Linked DNA regions of Homo sapiens: region 2 is linked to region 1. Evidence: chromatin loops called from intact Hi-C (ENCODE). Cell type or tissue: GM12878. All regions are shown on one strand. Each heading gives the region's core, and the rest is flanking DNA. Links, peaks and the distances in the headings are about the cores only. Region 1 has its middle 290 kb from the start of TET2. Region 2 holds the start of CXXC4 (CXXC finger protein 4).

The links. A loop is a pair of places that touch in the nucleus more often than their neighbours do. Peaks named below come from ENCODE experiments on the same cell type or tissue, not always from the same donor. Only the 100,000 strongest peaks of a DNase experiment are listed, where the experiment ranks them.
Region 2: a loop joins it to region 1, with 6 times the contacts of the local background. A loop is called at or near these places in 3 of 110 quality-filtered maps.

What each region holds. Positions count from the first base shown.
Region 1 is chr4:104,855,625-104,863,962 of GRCh38, reverse strand. No RefSeq gene overlaps it. Among named protein-coding and RNA genes, the nearest start is that of TET2, 290 kb to the left of the region's middle. In GM12878, for the core only: a CTCF peak has its summit at 3,243 (motif pointing right); a DNase peak (open chromatin) is centred at 3,262.
Region 2 is chr4:104,488,352-104,496,689 of GRCh38, reverse strand. CXXC4 (CXXC finger protein 4) reads left to right here and starts at 1,796. Exons shown (of 3, transcript NM_025212.4): 1 at 1,796-1,989; 2 at 4,631-5,946. The coding sequence starts at 4,888. CXXC4-AS1 (CXXC4 antisense RNA 1) reads right to left here and starts at 5,725. Exons shown (of 10, transcript NR_125926.1): 1 at 5,630-5,725. RefSeq lists an enhancer at 4,309-4,358. In GM12878, for the core only: a CTCF peak has its summit at 5,061; DNase peaks (open chromatin) are centred at 1,668, 4,219 and 6,319; H3K4me3 peaks cover 7,412 bases; H3K27ac peaks cover 7,271 bases.

The DNA.
Region 1 (8,338 bases), core at 175-8,174:
TTTAGTAATGCTTAGAATATTTATAACTTTTTCTCATTATCTGTTAGTGTGAGCTGTGATCAGTGACCTTTGATGTTATTCTTGCAATTGTTTTAGGGTGCCATGAACCATGGCCAAATAAGGTAGTAAACTTAATCCGTAAATGTTGTGTGTGTTCTGACTGCTTCACTGACCAGCCATTCCCCTATTTCTTTTTTTTTTTTTTTTTTTTTTTTTTTTGAGACGGAGTCTCGCTCTGTCGCCCAGGCCGGACTGCGGACTGCAGTGGCGCAATCTCGGCTCACTGCAAGCTCCGCTTCCCGGGTTCACGCCATTCTCCTGCCTCAGCCTCCCGAGTAGCTGGGACTACAGGCGCCCGCCACCGCGCCCGGCTAATTTTTTGTATTTTTAGTAGAGACGGGGTTTCACCTTGTTAGCCAGGATGGTCTCGATCTCCTGACCTCATGATCCACCCGCCTCGGCCTCCCAAAGTGCTGGGATTACAGGCGTGAGCCACCGCGCCCGGCCGCCATTCCCCTATTTCTTTCCCTCTCTTTAGGCCTTTCTATTCTCTAAGGCACAGCAATATTGATTTTAGGCCAATTAATAACCCTGCAATGATTTCTAAGTGTTCAAGTGAAAGAAAGAGTCATGCATCTTTCAATTTAGGTGGAAAGTTAGAAATGATTAAGCTTAGTGAGAAAGGCATGTCCAAAGCTGAAATAGGCTGATAGCTAGTCATCTTGTGTCAAATGGTAGCCAAGTTGTGGATGCAAAGGAAAAGTTTCTAAAGGAAAAGTGCTATTCTAGTGAAGACCCGAATGATAAGAAAACAAAACAGATTATTGCTGATATGGAAAAAGTTTTAATTGGAGAGAAGATCAAACCAGCCACAGCATTACCTTAAATCAAATTCTAATCCAGAGCAAGGCCCTAACTCTCTTCAATTCTGTGAAGGTGGATAGAGGTGAAATGGCTGTAGAAGAAAAATTGGAAGCTAGCAGGAAGTTGGAAGAAGAAAACCTCACAAAAAAAAGTTGGTTTCTGAGGTTTTACGGAAAGAAGCCATTTCTGTAACATAAAAGTATAAGATAAGGCTGCAAATGCTGATGGAGAATTTGCAGTAAGTTATCCAGAAGACTTAGCTAGCTAAGATCATTGATGAAGATGGCTACACTAAACAACAGATTTTCAATGTAGTTATAAAAGCCTTGAAAGATGAAAAATCTTGAAAGAAGATGCCATCTAGGACTTTCCTAGATAGATAGAAGTAGAAGTTAGTGTTTGGTTTCTAAGTTTCAAAGATTGGCCCTCTTATTAGGGGCTAATGCAGCTGGTAACTTTAAGTTTAAGCTAATGCTCATTTAGCATTCTGAAAATCCTGGGGCCCTTAAAAATTAAGCTAAATTTACTCTGCCAGTGGTCTATAAATAACAGAACAAAGCCTGGATGACAGCACATTTATTTACAGAATGGTTCACTGAATATTTTAAGCCCACTGTTGAGACCTACTGGTCCCTTGAGATGGAGTCTACACCTGAGGGAGATGCTATGAAAATTGTTGAAATAACAACAAAGGATTTAGAATATTACAGAAACTGAGTTGACAAAGTAGCTGCCTAGGTTAAGGGGACAGAATCCAGTTTTGAAAGAGGTATTATGTGGGTAAAATGCTATCAAATAGCGTCACATTCTACAGAGAAAACTCTTGTGACAGGAAGAGTCAATCTATGCAGCAAACTTCATTGTTGTCTTACTTGAAGAAATTGCTACAGCCACCCTAGCCTTCAGCAACCCCTACCCTGATCAGTCAGCAGGGATCAGCACTGAGGCAATACCCTCCACAGGCAGAACAGTTAAGAGTCACTGAAGGCTAAGATGATTGTTAGCATTTTTAGCAACAAAATATTTTTAAATTAAGATATTTACATGGTTTCTTTAGACATAATGCTATTGAACATTTAATAGACTACCATATAGTGTAAACATAACTTTTATGTGTGCAGGGAAACAAAAAAATTATGTGACTCGCTTTATTGTGATATTTCCTTTATTGCAGCTTTCTGGAACAGAACCCACAAGATCTCTGAGGCATGCCTGTCCTTAATTTACCCTAATCATGGAGGTGCTTTTTATTTGTTTTAAAAGAAAGGAACATCATATTAATATAACCACTGAACTCACATAAATACAATATGTTCTTCAAATTTCTCTACATGGAATAAGAATAGAGCTTGCAATTTTTTTTTTGTATTTAACTGATAGTGTTTATGGATAGCATTTAACTGATAGCATTTTCAGAACAATGGGTTGAGTTGAGGGGTGCTGTGGCAACCATTATATGGAGCCAGGCTACTGATCTGTACACAGAATGGCCTCCTAGTCTTGGCAAAGCTTTGAACCTCATGAGTGGGCCAGCTAATAGAACACGCCAAGAGACCATAGTCTAGCTGCTGCTGGAGAGCTTATATTGACTGCTGACGTTGATAATTATTCTGTTAACTTATATCGAGAAATACTTCCTCTCTAAAACCCCTAACACAGAGCAAGAATTATAATATCTACATCATTTTAGTACATTCCACAAAATAACAAGTCATGTACTGTATGAGTTAACTGTTCCATGTCCTCTAAGCACTTAGGTGGAAACTTGGTGACCCCCAAATATACTGGAAAATATTTTTTTCCCTGAACTTTTCTGTAAGAATTCTTAGAAGGTAGAGTGTCTGATTAATATTCTAGCATAGCAATACAAGTTTAGAGCCCTTAGTTGTGTGGAAAATATCTTAGGAGAAAACTGTCACAGAGATTTAACCCTTGGGATAGTATTTAGAGTGGAAACAAAATAATTACCTAGAGTGTTAGAACATTTTCCTGATCTTAAGTTTCTTTGAAAATAATATATTTTGAGGTCAGTAAGTCAGAGACTTCTAAGAAATAATCGAGAGGACCCAAGTTTGATGCTCACTGGCTGTTGCTTACAATTTTAAACAAGATAGTGATTAAGCTCTGTACAAAAAAATATAAAGCTATATCATTAGAAGAAGCTTTGTCTTGGGTTCGTGAAATGTTTTGAAATAATGTTTGCAATGAGTAAACTAGTTTCATATTGGCATTGTGATATAAAGCCTTCTTTAAAACAAATAAGCAAACAAACAAACACATACCCCTTAGGCTTGATACGTGTAAATGGTAGTTTAGAAGATGCCTTCCTTTTAAATCCTATTTGGCCAGAGAAAAAGGCTGCAGTTCTACACATTTCCAGCAGGGGTCAATATGCTTTCATCATTACTGAATGCTCAGTGAGCAAGCAGCAGAAGTGTTGATCCTAATTGGAGCAGACACAAGGATCTTCTATAATCCTCTGACATCCTTTTCAAATAATAATTCTTAGGTGGGTGGTGGGCTGGTGGCTGCAATGCCAGTGCAGGCTTCTCTACAATGAAGCCTAACCATTGTCAATTATTTTTGATGTATGCTAGCTTAACTTAAGTCTCTTCTTCCTGGCTTTTCCAACCCACAGAAGGGTATTCTTCCTCCTAATTATTGTCACAGTACCTAGGATGGTCAGAACAAGTGTGTTATTTTGGCTTGATGTGCTCTCCAAAACCCATTCCTTTCCTTTCCTGCCTCTCTGTGCTCTTCCTACAAAGTACGAAGAGCAAGCATATACTTTCAGTCAAATATCTGAGGAGTATTTTACTTATAACCTTAATTGCCATAGTCATTGGACTTTAACTCATTAAATGCCAGCATTTGGAGGCAACTGGAGATATGATAATGAGTATATATGATTATAGTTGCATATATATAGCTTCCAGTAGGTTAATAATTGGGACTAAATCCTCCTCCACCCACACACTTTCTAATAATTTGTTCAGGGGCTCTGCCAGCCAGTGATATTCAGGGAACAAATTGTCATCCTTTATGTGCATTTTAAAGACTGGCGTTTGCTGGAGACTCACACTGTCGTGCAGAAGCTTGAGTTCTCTGAGTCAAAAAAAAAAAAAACAAAAAAAAAAACAATGTATGTCCTGCCCCACATTCGTAAGCTCATATTTTACTCTCCTTGGCCCTGACTACAGCCCTTTCTGCTGAGCGGGGAAGCGAATGTCTCTGTGTAGAGACATTTTCAGAAATCCGATTCTGGAGAGCTGAGGAGTGTTGCGGCAGGAATGTATTACCAGGACACTTAGAAGGTGGTTAACTGCTTGAGTGCTGCTGCCTGCACTAGAGAGAGAAGGGAGGGACCGCAGTTGTAATATAGCTCCAGCTCCACTCAGCTTAGCCAAAGTGGGGTTTTAAAGCGGTGCCCTCATATATCTCTGTAGGTAGTCGGGGGTGGGGGTGTCATTTGCAAGGTAAAACATAGGTAAAAAGTAAGGACAGAGTTAGCACGGCAAAAGCAGCAGTTATTTATCTTGAACTAGGTTCACAGGGATTGAGATAATTTTCCACTTATATAGAGCTTGAGAGGCTCCTAAAAATAAATATTCTATCACAGATTTCAGTCAGATAGAAAGGAATATATTCATTCCTACATGTAGGTACATTTTAAATGTTCTCTTTAAAATTGTGGAGATTTCTTTTGCTTTCAGAGATTACCAGTACCCTTTAATGAATCAATAATAAAAACAAATTCATTTATCTCTGTTATTTGCAAATCTTGCTTTAAAATTCATATTTAAGCAAAGCAAGTGATGAAATTCTTTGATGGGACTACTCCTTATCTCCTTTACTTTAATTCTATGTTTACTTTAAAAACAAAACTTACATACCTTCCTCAAATTTAGAGTAAGGTATGAGGCATAAATGTAAGTTGATGGAGAGGACAGCAGCTATTTCAGCTTGGGTCTGACAGCCATCTGACAGGTGATACTCTATGTCTCTGACGGATAGTCAAGAGAAGCTGGGAGGAATTTTGAGCTCATTCTTGGCAGTTGCAGCAGCAGATTAATTTATTTTTTTTAAAGGTCATCGTTAGCATGAATGGAAAAATGGGTTGGATGCCTAATAATGCATCTCTTAAAAGAAGCATATATTTATTTAGTCAAGACGTATTTATTGAGTGCCTACTATATGCCAGACACTGATAGAACTATTGGGCTATATTGATGAATAAGATAGGCAAGGGCTGTATTCTCATGGGGCTTACATTCTGCTTGTTAAAATACACATGCTTTGAAAGTGTATAAGTATATGTTCTAAAAAAAACTTCAGTGCATTTTTATTTCCTCATTTCACACATTTGCTTCTTCATATTTAAAATGTAGGCTGAAACACTCCTTATATTCTTTGAAGGTGAAAAAAATATATCACTGCAGGGTGAACTACAGAATTTCAGTGACTACAGAAGTGCTTCAAAACCTAAATTGGGAACAGAGTGGATGTAAAATGGTTTACAAATAATTAGCAGATTAGGATGCTTTTTAGTTACTGCGTCCATTCATAAAACTGAGCAAAGTGTGTCTGGAGCAGCTGACACCAGAGTTCAAGGTTGCCCATCTCCTCTGCAGGAGGTCGTGATAACTAAACATGACCATTTCTTGTTCTCACAGCATGGCTTCAGGAAAACCAAATGGTCTCTACACTCAGAGTCCTGACCTCATGAATTAGAAGAAGTGAAAGAAGATGGCTTCCAAATTATGTTTGAAAACTTGTGAGGATTTAAACTCTCTCCATAGAACTTACCATTACACACTGAAGCAACCTTGAATCAGAATAAATTGATGTCTGTTTCATTTATTTATTCAAATATACCTCTATACTCAAAAAATAATCCCCTAATAGAATAATTTTTAGGAAAATGTTTTTGAAAACTTAGATGAAACCCATCATTTAAGCTATGCTATCTCTATCTTGGCAAATTTTTCAAGGTGTCTGGGAAGCGGGACCTTGGGCATCTAGCCTCTATGTAATGGGCATGCCAATTTTTACAAGCTTAACTTTGAATCTTTACTATCCACTCACTTGGAGAGGAAAAAGTCCAGGACCAAAGATCAGATCCAGTTTTTTCTTTTCCCTATGAACCTTTGTCCTAACTTTCATTTCCCTCTACTTTTCTCCTCAAAAGATGTGATATCCAACATTTTCTTGTTCACAGTTAGCTTGAACTAATAAATAGTCACAAACTTTCAGATCTCCCTGCTTTGAGGACTTTTTTACTATAAGAAATCAGCCAAAATTTTTAAGAGTAATGTTGAAATTTTCTTTTGGAAGGTGTTAGAAAATCAGGTACTCTCTTATTTTTGAGACTCTTTTAAGAAAAGAGGTTATCATTTTCCTAAAGCACATTTTCTGTTTCTAGACTTATTACAACTCCTTGATAGATAATGTACTCTTCACAATAAATAGAGAGTTTACCAACAGAGAAAATATTATTGCTTCTCTTAAGAGTTCTCTCTCTCTCCCCCACCCCCTTATCTTTCCCCTGTCCCTCTCCTCCCTCTCTCCCCCCACCCCCATCTTTCTGTCTCTAAAAGACTGCGTTAATGTTTGGGCATTTATTATGCGTGAGTATTTCTCTATTTCTTACATGATTGTTGATTTTCTTGATTATTGCAAAGTTATTAAAAGTTATAAATAGATTTTGAAATAAAAGGAGTTGGTTGTGATAGAGTTTTTCAGAAACTGTCCAGGCTGTAATTTTCTGTGGATGCTAAGATAAATGTCTAAGGAAATAATCATTGCAGAAAATTATTCTGGTAGGCAACTTTTAAGATAATTTTTGGTTTTCAGCTTGGAGCAGAATATTTATTTTTCACTATAAGGAAACTTGCTTTTATTATAGTGAATTCTCTCCTTCTCTACGAGGTGTGAGATACAAGTGTCATGTAAAATCTGTGTATTCTATTGAGGCCCATTAACCTGAGGCAGTGGGCAGTAGCTCAGACCTTAGGCTATATCTTGAAAATGTAGTATCTCCAAGTTCTAATTCCTCTTTTACATTGTTACTTGACCTTGAAGAAAAACAGTTGAACTATTTCCTTTTTTTTTCTTATTTACTAGGAAATTCAAACCAAATTTGGAAACTATCTGTAGCAATTATATGCCTTAGGAATGCATTTTGTGGCTTATGTTTTGTAACTCTATTTTACTTTTTAACCTTTTCTTTTCTTTTGATTTTATTTTTTCCTGTTGAATTGTATATGTGTTCACATATACCATCTCAAATAATGTTAGAAGGAAATTAGCTTATAAGTAAGTACGTAAAATTATAGTTACATTTATTGGTTTCTTGCTAGTTGTTAGATTTTCAGTTAAGCATTTTATACACACTACCACACATGATATACATAACAACCCCATTGGTACCATATCAGTTAGAAATGCATTCGTTTGCCAGTAGCTGAATATCTAGTGAATAGTAAGCTAAATAAAGAAGGGAGTATTTATCTTTTAACCTAACAAGAAGTCTAGAGAAGAGTAGCAGTTGACATTGATTTGAAAGCTCATTGGTGTCAGATCTAGCATCACTGAGATTCATTTACTCTTTGCTTCATGTACTTAAGATGGTTTCAGTAGCTCAGAACATAATGCCAGTATTTAACAAAAGAATAAGGTGGAAAGGTTAGAAAAGTCATGTGTGTTGCTTTTATCAGGAAGCAAACTTTCTCCTGAAATCTTCCTCTAGCTTCTGCTTACATCTCATGGCCAGAAATGTGACACATGGCCCCTCTTAGAACTTAGAAATAGATGCTAGCAAAAGGAAAGTGATTTGACAGTGGATATGGAAAAGGACAATTTTAAAAATATTTAACAACTGCTACAGCACAGACACTAAGAAATTAGAATGGACACACTGGCTATAAATAATTGGTAGAAACTTACTAGTGAGTGTATACAGAATATAAACCCTGAGTGCAGGATTAATCTGCAGCTATTTTTATCCAATGTGCTACACTGTGTATCCCAAAATACATACTTTTAAAAATAATATACCTGTATGCATACTGATATTATATTAGCACTAATAAAACTAGACTTCCCAGGACACATTCTGGTCTTGCTTGATACCTACTAAAATGAACACACATAATCACTTCCAAAATATATTGAGGTAATTCAGCTTTTGATCATGGCAGAGCAGCTTGTACTGAACTAGCCGTGGCATAGATAACAATTATAAATTCTGGGTAAACCTTAAATCACTAGTAACAAGTATTTGAAGACTGAAGCTAGAGGGAAGCCAGCCTTTGAAGATAAGATGGTGCATTGGGTGAGAAGCACTTCATATAAATCAACTCCAAGATGTCACAAAGGGTATTTAGGAAACAAAGACTTTAATGAGATTATTAATTTGTTTAACTCCGGTAATCATTTCACTAGTACATGTATATCAAAACAGTGTGTGGTATGC
Region 2 (8,338 bases), core at 314-8,313, 370 kb after region 1:
AGCTGAGCTAAAACAAAATAATCAAATGGAAAATTTCCTTTTTTGCTTTTATAATGCATTAGCACAAGAATAAAAATATCTTATTAACTTGAATAATTATTAACCCTCCAGTTATTTTGTCTATAGATGTCAAATAACCGGTAATAATCAAACAGCTTATGCTTTAAAAAAATTACAAAACATGTATATTAATCAATGAGTCACAAAATACACCTGTTTCCTATTGCAATAGTAGCCCACTCTTGAAATAACACCTTCATTTAGGCATACACACACCACAGTTTCAAACTTGTTATCAACAATTTATCCTCCATAGTTGGTAATGTCTTGATATGGTCAAAGTCTATCTTTTGAAAATTCAAATACAAAATGGTTTAAAATGTCTTTTCAGCTTTTTTTTCTTATTAAAGAAACAAAACATTATATTTTCCTCACTTATCTGAACAATTAATATTGCATTACTCTAGAATAAACACTTAATTTTAATACAAAACTTGTACTCTGCTTGATAACACCAATTTAAATAATCTTAAGTTTTTTCTTTCCTACTCTATAACTTACCTTAGCCACTGTTTTGCTCTTAGAAAAAAAATTATTCAAAAGTATTCATAATTCTGTATCTTATAACTATTTCCACTAGAGTATACTTTAATAGTAGGATAGCATGTGTCCACAAATATTTTATTTGAGGCAGCAGTGAAGAGGTTAATTTACAGCTGCATTTATGAACGAGTTTTATTTATATTTGACGTGCCGTACAATATTTATGTTTCAATTCATAAACTATGTTTTCCCAAGTGGCAAGAAGTGAAATGTTAATTACATACTATTCTAAAATAGACTGAAAGACAAAAGTTTTTGTTTAAGTAAAGTTTGAAATTAAAAAATAGGGCAGTGAGTTAAAAATCTGATTTATTCTTTGGAACTACCAGATGGAATAGTAAAAGAGGATTTTGGGAGGAGAGAGAGAAGAGTAGAGAAGAGAGACAGAGATTGAGATGGATTTTGAAATTGGCCAAGCATCATATCACCGATTTTTTACATTCTGGCATAATAGTACTTCGAGGGTCTGAAGAACCACACCGGTCCGTTTTCCCTTACTTTAAAGATCTAAATGGTATTTTTTTTTAAAGTCTTCCTGGGTACACCAGGAAATTTATTTAAAACCATGCCATTGGGTACGAACTAAGAGCATTCTTCAAACAAACATGACCTTTTCTCTGTTTCTTGTATTGCTCTTCTCAACCCAGCCAGAAATCCCAGACAAGTTTATTTACACACACACCCGCACACGCACGCACACACACACCCCACACGCAGAGTGGCGGAAACGCCCTCTTTCCAACCCTTCCAAACAATTATCTCCGAGAGCAAAAGAAAATAATCAACAGCCCTGTGTGCTGGGCTGAGCCGGAGAGCCGGGCGCGAGGAGGGAGGGCGATCCGCAGGCGAGCAGGGAAAACGTGGCTCCTCTGCCGAGGAGAGGATTTGTGAAAAGGAGCGCTGGCCCGCGTGCGCCTCTTGTTCCCCGTGTAATTTGCAGCCAATCATCAGTAGGTGTCCACGTCCCTGCGTCCTCCTCACCTCGGCGCCAATCACCCCCACCCCCGCGCCCCCGCCCCCAGCCTCCACACCTCCTCCCTCGCCTTTCTCTGTGGCTCCCCTCCCCCAGCAACCGCACACTCGCACACACACAAACAGAGAGAGAAGGGGGGAGGGTGAGAGAGAGGGGAAGAGAGAGAGAGAGAGAGAGGGGAGAGAGAGAGGAGAGACTCCCCGGCTCCCTCCCTCCCTCGCACACAGCGACTGGAGACGGACGGAGAGCAACGCGCTGGGAGAGGAGAGACCACCGACAACAGACCCGCGCTCTCACACATACACTCACACTCGACTCTTTCCTCTCCCCCCACCTCCTCCTCCTTCCACCCCCACCACTAACACCATCTCCTCCTCCTTCTCTCTGCAACAAGAAAAAAAAGCCATTTACAGGTATTTTTTTTGATCCGCATATTTATTTACCCCCCCCCCCCCAACAGTTTGTTTACAAGTATTAAAGTTGTAATTGGGAGCTGCCAAGACACATCTGGATTTGTGTTTCTTTGTGTTAGGGGGTGATGTGCAACTAATTAAAGGCAGACTGGCAGCGTCTGCAAATTCTAAGGCTCCCCAAATAAAAAGAGACTGGTAAGTGATTGTTCTTTCTCTTTCTCTGGCTTTTTTTTCTCTTAAATGTTTGCTGTCCGTTGGGATTGTGAAAGTAGATTATTAATGCTGGACTCCAGCAAGAAAAAGCGTCGCTGTATTAATTTATTAATTAGTCTGCACCCGCCCCTCCTCCTGAATGTTAAATATGACCTTTGATCTCTATGTCTCTGGTAGACCAGACATACAGTATTAGGCATGTAAAGTCACATTGTTTAAAGGCAAAACAGGATCATGAAGTATGGATCTCTAATTTAGCTTTGGCATAGAACTATAGTTATTTGTGTGTGTTTTATTTTGTTTTTAAATAAAATCCAAACAATAGCTGTGGCTTAGATACCTTTTTCATGCTCCAGAGATGCATTGATTAAACAATAATGACCTGGATACTGGGCATAATCATTTTCTACAGTTTCTGGTGGTATTAAACCTTGAGGTAGGAAGAGGGATGGTGATGGCAATCAGAAAAGCAAGGAAAGCTTGTGTTTGGAAACACCACTCTAAGACTCTAAAAAAGGGACGTTAAATTATTTATTTATTTGGAACAAGGTCAAAAGACTAAAAGGTTGAAAATTTTCCCTCCACTCAATGTGATGATATCTAATGCATGGTTGACATAACTAGTTTTTACTGAGTAGCAGTTATTATGGTCTTGCAGTTACAATGTGATTCGCAGAAACTGAAGCTATATGCATATTCTTGCTGTGTCTTCCCTCACCCCTTCCAAGCATCAAGAATATTTAGCCAAGAGCATTTTGGGGGCACCTTTTGTATTGCCCTCAGACCTGAGAAGGCAGCAGTTTTCCCTAATGCGAAACCACAGAGGTGGTTCCTGAGTGATTAGGGACTTGCTGTGATTGAAAGATGCCTGCAAGCTTCTAATCCAGCCTGGGGTGAGGTTCCTTATCTTGATTTACTTTGCCTAATAGGGATTTGTTTACATAAACCCCTCTTTTTAGAGCACCTCATCAGTAGGTCTTGAAGTTTTTGCACTTGGAGTTTGGGCATAACTGGTTCATTAACCTAATTATAAGCATAATTACTATAATTGATAACCATTTTGAACTCTGAATATTTGAGACGGAGACTATTGGGCCCCCATGTAGAATTCCCTGAACTCTGCATTCTAGACCAATCTATGGGCTTCAAAAGATGTCACAAAAAGATATTCTGGCCAAAAAATCTGGAAACAAAGAAACTGGTTTTTTAAGTGAATATACACTTTATGCCTTTGCTTTGCTTCTTAAAAGGCTGTGATGTACTTCTCCCTCTGTAATAAACAACTAAAATACCTCTTCCTAAAGCATAATAATGGCCTGTAAGCAAGGAGATTAATGCAAATACCCAGTTAACATTAAACTTTCCTCTTAAAAAGAGCAAAATTAAAAAATAATTTTGTTATTTTTCTCTGGCAAAGAACACGTTAAAGCCCCCCCCCCTTTTACTCAATGTAAAAATCAGTGATTGTGAGATATCCTTTTCAAAAAGTCCCATGCTTTCCTCTTGTCTTCGGAAGAGACAGCAATCTCCATTAGGAATGATTAGGAATATTCTTATAGAGGCTGCAGGCACTTGGTTTAAAACCTGAGACATTGCTGATATAAATAAATATGTATATATGTAATTATCTGGCTTATCTTTATTTTCTACCTTAAAAAAAATCAAGTAGAACACCACCCTCTTACCCCCACCAAGACCCACCACCAAATGGCTTGTACAATTGAGACCTGTCCTTGGTCCATTGAATTAAGACCCTAACAGAGCCAGCTGTGCTGGGATTCAAACTAATGACCGCAGACACAGAAGGATACTGTGGCAGCTGGTAGTTCTTTTTTCCCTGCCTCTTTAGTTCAGATTGTATGTGGGCAGTCTCTTAGCTCTCAGTTGTATTGTGTTTGCTTACAGTTTATACTCGGATGTATTGTAGACTTTTTCAGTACTTCATTTGCTAATTTCCTGTTCATTTTCCTCATAGGGCCATTGCTGTTTTCTACTTTACAGCATTTGCATGCCCAGGCAGCACTTGTTCACACATTTCATAATGTTTAAATGCCCTCTGCTTATAGGTAGTATCGCCCTCCCACCCATGATTTGCATGTCTTTAGCACTCCAATTGCCCTTTTCCTTAGGCGTTTGTCACCCCCGTCTTCCTTCTTTCCCTGGGTATCCTGGCTATTAATACATTTTCTCAGGAGGGTTATAAGAATAGGGGGGAGGAGCTGTGGTTTGCTGTGGGGAGGGAGGGAGCGGGGGTTGGGAGAGTTGGGGGGGATGGGCTGGGGGGGGTCACGTCTTGATGATTCTTATGCAAACGACCTGATGGAAGAATGTGGGAGCTTTCGGTGTCTGCGGTGGGTTAGTGAGGGAGGTTGTTTATTTTTAATCTTTTTCCTCGTGCAGCTCGTTGGAATGACTTTCTTTATTTTAGTTGTAACAGTTGGAGGATAATGCAAAGGAAGACGCTGCCTGGGAATTCACCGTCTGTGGAAATGAGCCCCAGAGAGGAATAAAGCAGCCCTCACCTTGCTCTCCCCACCCGAACCCACTTTCCCCACCCGCCTCGGCCCCCACCCCAACACCACCATCACTCCCTTCCCTCCCCCCCACCTTTCCCCCTTTTCCACCCAGGTGTCGGACCAGGCGGTCCCCACTTCCACCCTGCACCCCTTCTTCCCCCCCTGCACCATGAACACCAATGTCTGCGTGGAGCCCGGGCCGAGCCCGGAGGCCCCGGGCTTGCCCAAGGAAAGCCACTTGCCCGAGGGGGCTCTGAACAGCCTTGTGGATTACAACTCGGAAATGGAGCGCTACCGCTCCTTTGCCACCTCCTTCTACAAGACCAACGGGGGCGCCTTCCCACAGGCGGCCAAGATCGCGCGCATCACCACCCCCATCTTCCCCAGCAGCGCCGCCGCCGCCGCGGCCGCCGCGCGCATCGGCATGTCCCCCTGGAACTGCGACAACGCGGCCACCGCCGCCGCCGCCACCGCCATGCTCTGGGGCAGCGGCGGGGGCGGGGGCGGCGGCGGGGGGGGTGGCGGCGGCGGCGGCGGCGGCGGAGGCGGGGGCGGGGGTGGTGGGGGCGGCAGGAAATCCTCCTCCGCCGCCGCCTCCTCCTCCGCCTCCTCCTCCTCGGCGATCCTCCCCGCCGGCGGTGGCGGCGGCGGCGGCGGCGGCGGCAGCAGGACCAGCATGCACCACCGAAACGACTCCCAGAGGCTGGGGAAAGCTGGCTGCCCGCCAGAGCCGTCGTTGCAAATGGCAAATACTAATTTCCTCTCCACCTTATCCCCTGAACACTGCAGACCTTTGGCGGGGGAATGCATGAACAAGCTCAAATGCGGCGCTGCTGAAGCAGAGATAATGAATCTCCCCGAGCGCGTGGGGACTTTTTCCGCTATCCCGGCTTTAGGGGGCATCTCATTACCTCCAGGGGTCATCGTCATGACAGCCCTTCACTCCCCCGCAGCAGCCTCAGCAGCCGTCACAGACAGTGCGTTTCAAATTGCCAATCTGGCAGACTGCCCGCAGAATCATTCCTCCTCCTCCTCGTCCTCCTCAGGGGGAGCTGGCGGAGCCAACCCAGCCAAGAAGAAGAGGAAAAGGTGTGGGGTCTGCGTGCCCTGCAAGAGGCTCATCAACTGTGGCGTCTGCAGCAGTTGCAGGAACCGCAAAACGGGACACCAGATCTGCAAATTTAGAAAATGTGAAGAGCTAAAGAAAAAACCTGGCACTTCACTAGAGGTCAGAGGAGATGATTTCTTGTTTCCCAGTCTCCCCCCTTCCCTCCTCACTCCCTCTCCCCTTCAGGGATTCTTGTCTGGCTTCAAGATGCAGTACCCCTTCTCAGAAGCTTCATTCAGGTGGTAAGAGTTGTAGGTGGTTTGCGAAAGGCTTGGCCTCTCCACCACCCGCACCAGCTGCACTTCACGTGACACCGCCCTTCTGATAGAGAGAGTGCCCTCCTTTTTATCCCTGGGGGAAAAATAATGTAATTGAAGAATCAGAAGTTTCACATTCAATATGCTCAATATTTTCCCTTGGTGGTTTAAAATGCCCCCTCCTCCTCATTAAAAAGGGTGGGGCATCTTGCCCAAAGGACTGGACACATCACATCCTATACAAGTTTACTGGCTAAGTTAGTGGCCCATTTATAACAGTGAGGACACAGTTTGTGGTACACAAGCCTGTTCTCATTAAAAAACCGGTAACAAACCACACAGCAGTATTCAATGAAGTTGAAACACCTGGATTCAGAAGGGGATTTCCTACCCTTTTCTAGAATCATTTTTCTACTCATCAAGGCAGAATGTTTTCTATTTTATTTTCTGCGTATCTGATATTTTTGGAGAAAGCTGAAACTGTGTAGGAAGCGGATTTCTACCTGCAAATTTTGAGGAGATGTGACTTAGAATAAAGGGATACAATTAGTTAATTTCAGGGCAGATAAGAGTGATTTTGTTTAAAAATTATTTTATGTGGTTTTAGAATGAATAATTTCTAAAACTCAGTTACAAAAAAAGTATTTCCCCTGGGCTCTGCATTGGACAAAGTAACCATTTTGTGGTTACAAAGTTGGTGTATACACCAAGCACAGTTTTGGTTGATACCTTATATGGTCAATAATAGTTTCTTTTACCTATAGGTCTTTAAAACAGATATTGTACAGATGCTCACTAAAGTAATTGTTAAATTAGGTTATGAATTATGCTAAATACAGAGATTGATACCTTTGATAAAAATTTTGTATTGTGTCCTGATCAAAACAAAAATGGGGAAAAATGAAAAATCACAGGTAAATGACTTTGGTGGTATATTAAACAAAGAAATCTGGACAAGTACTTATAGTTAGTCTCGATAAAATTTACAGGGTAGATAATTAGATGTTCATATATACATGAGACTGTAGGTGGTGGGTTTAGCATTCTGTGCTTTAACATTTTAATATTCTGTGGAGTGAGTTGCAGGATGAGAGTGGCTCTCACAAGTTATCTTAGGGTTATCTGTACATTCTTTTAAAAATTGTGAGTACTGCTTAGAGGAGTTTGCTTTATGAACTGGGAAGCAGTCTTTAAAAGAATAAAGAGAAGGGTTAAAGATCTTTGGTACAGGTTTGAACACAAAGAAGATACAGTTTTTTTTTTAACCTTTAATTGTGTAAATCAAATGAGATAGCCCTCTAGGATTCTAAAAATATCAGAATTATGTTGATGTCATTATTGGGTATGATCAGTTTCATCAAAATATTGCATTTATTCTTCTTTATAAGATAAATCAGCTCTTTTTGGAAAGTTTAACTTTACTCCTGGATGGTTTATTACATTTTCTTTGGCAACTTTCTTTGTGCAAATATAATAGCAACTATAATGCAGGTCCATGTATTTTCTTAGGTGGCAAAAAATAGCTTTTGAATCTTCTTTGCCGGATTAATTTATTGTAACTTCTAAGGACTATGGGAAATTAAAATTCAGTTCATACTGAAATTCTCTATTCCCAGCTGATAAGGACAACATGGCTTTTATTTTTCCTCTTGAAATGTAGTATCTAGAATTATAAATTTGGTTCTGCTGTTAGGCCTCATCTTTAGCTAGACTCGTGGCACTACTTGCATCCCAATTTAAGATATGTAGTAACTGAATAATTCTGATTTATTTAGTAAATAATTACCCTGCAGGGGTTTGATATGAGTACCAATAGGTTTTCTGCACAAGTTTCTATGCTGGTGTAATTTTTTAATTTGATGCTTTTCCTACAAGCTTGTTGTGATATTTAAATTCCTCAGGCATTTTGATGACAAAATCCCATAAAACTACATTTTCTTCTTTTTAAAAAATTCTCATGCACAAAAATTCTGTTACTCTTCACAAGGTGGGGTATGGGTAGAATAAGAAGCTGATTTTTTCCTTTGAACTCTCAAGCTGATCTTCTAACTTCAGATCCCTTCTATCAGAGCATGGGCTGTGTTTCAAGGCTAAGATTATTAGCGGAATACTATTTGGCTAAAAGAAATAAAAAGCTTTTTTTCAAAATTGTATAAGATCCTATCTAGATCATTAAAAAAGACAATGCCATCATGACTGCCTTAGACCTATGTGCAAATACACAGTTATGGTTGTAGGAAACCAGCTGAGCACAT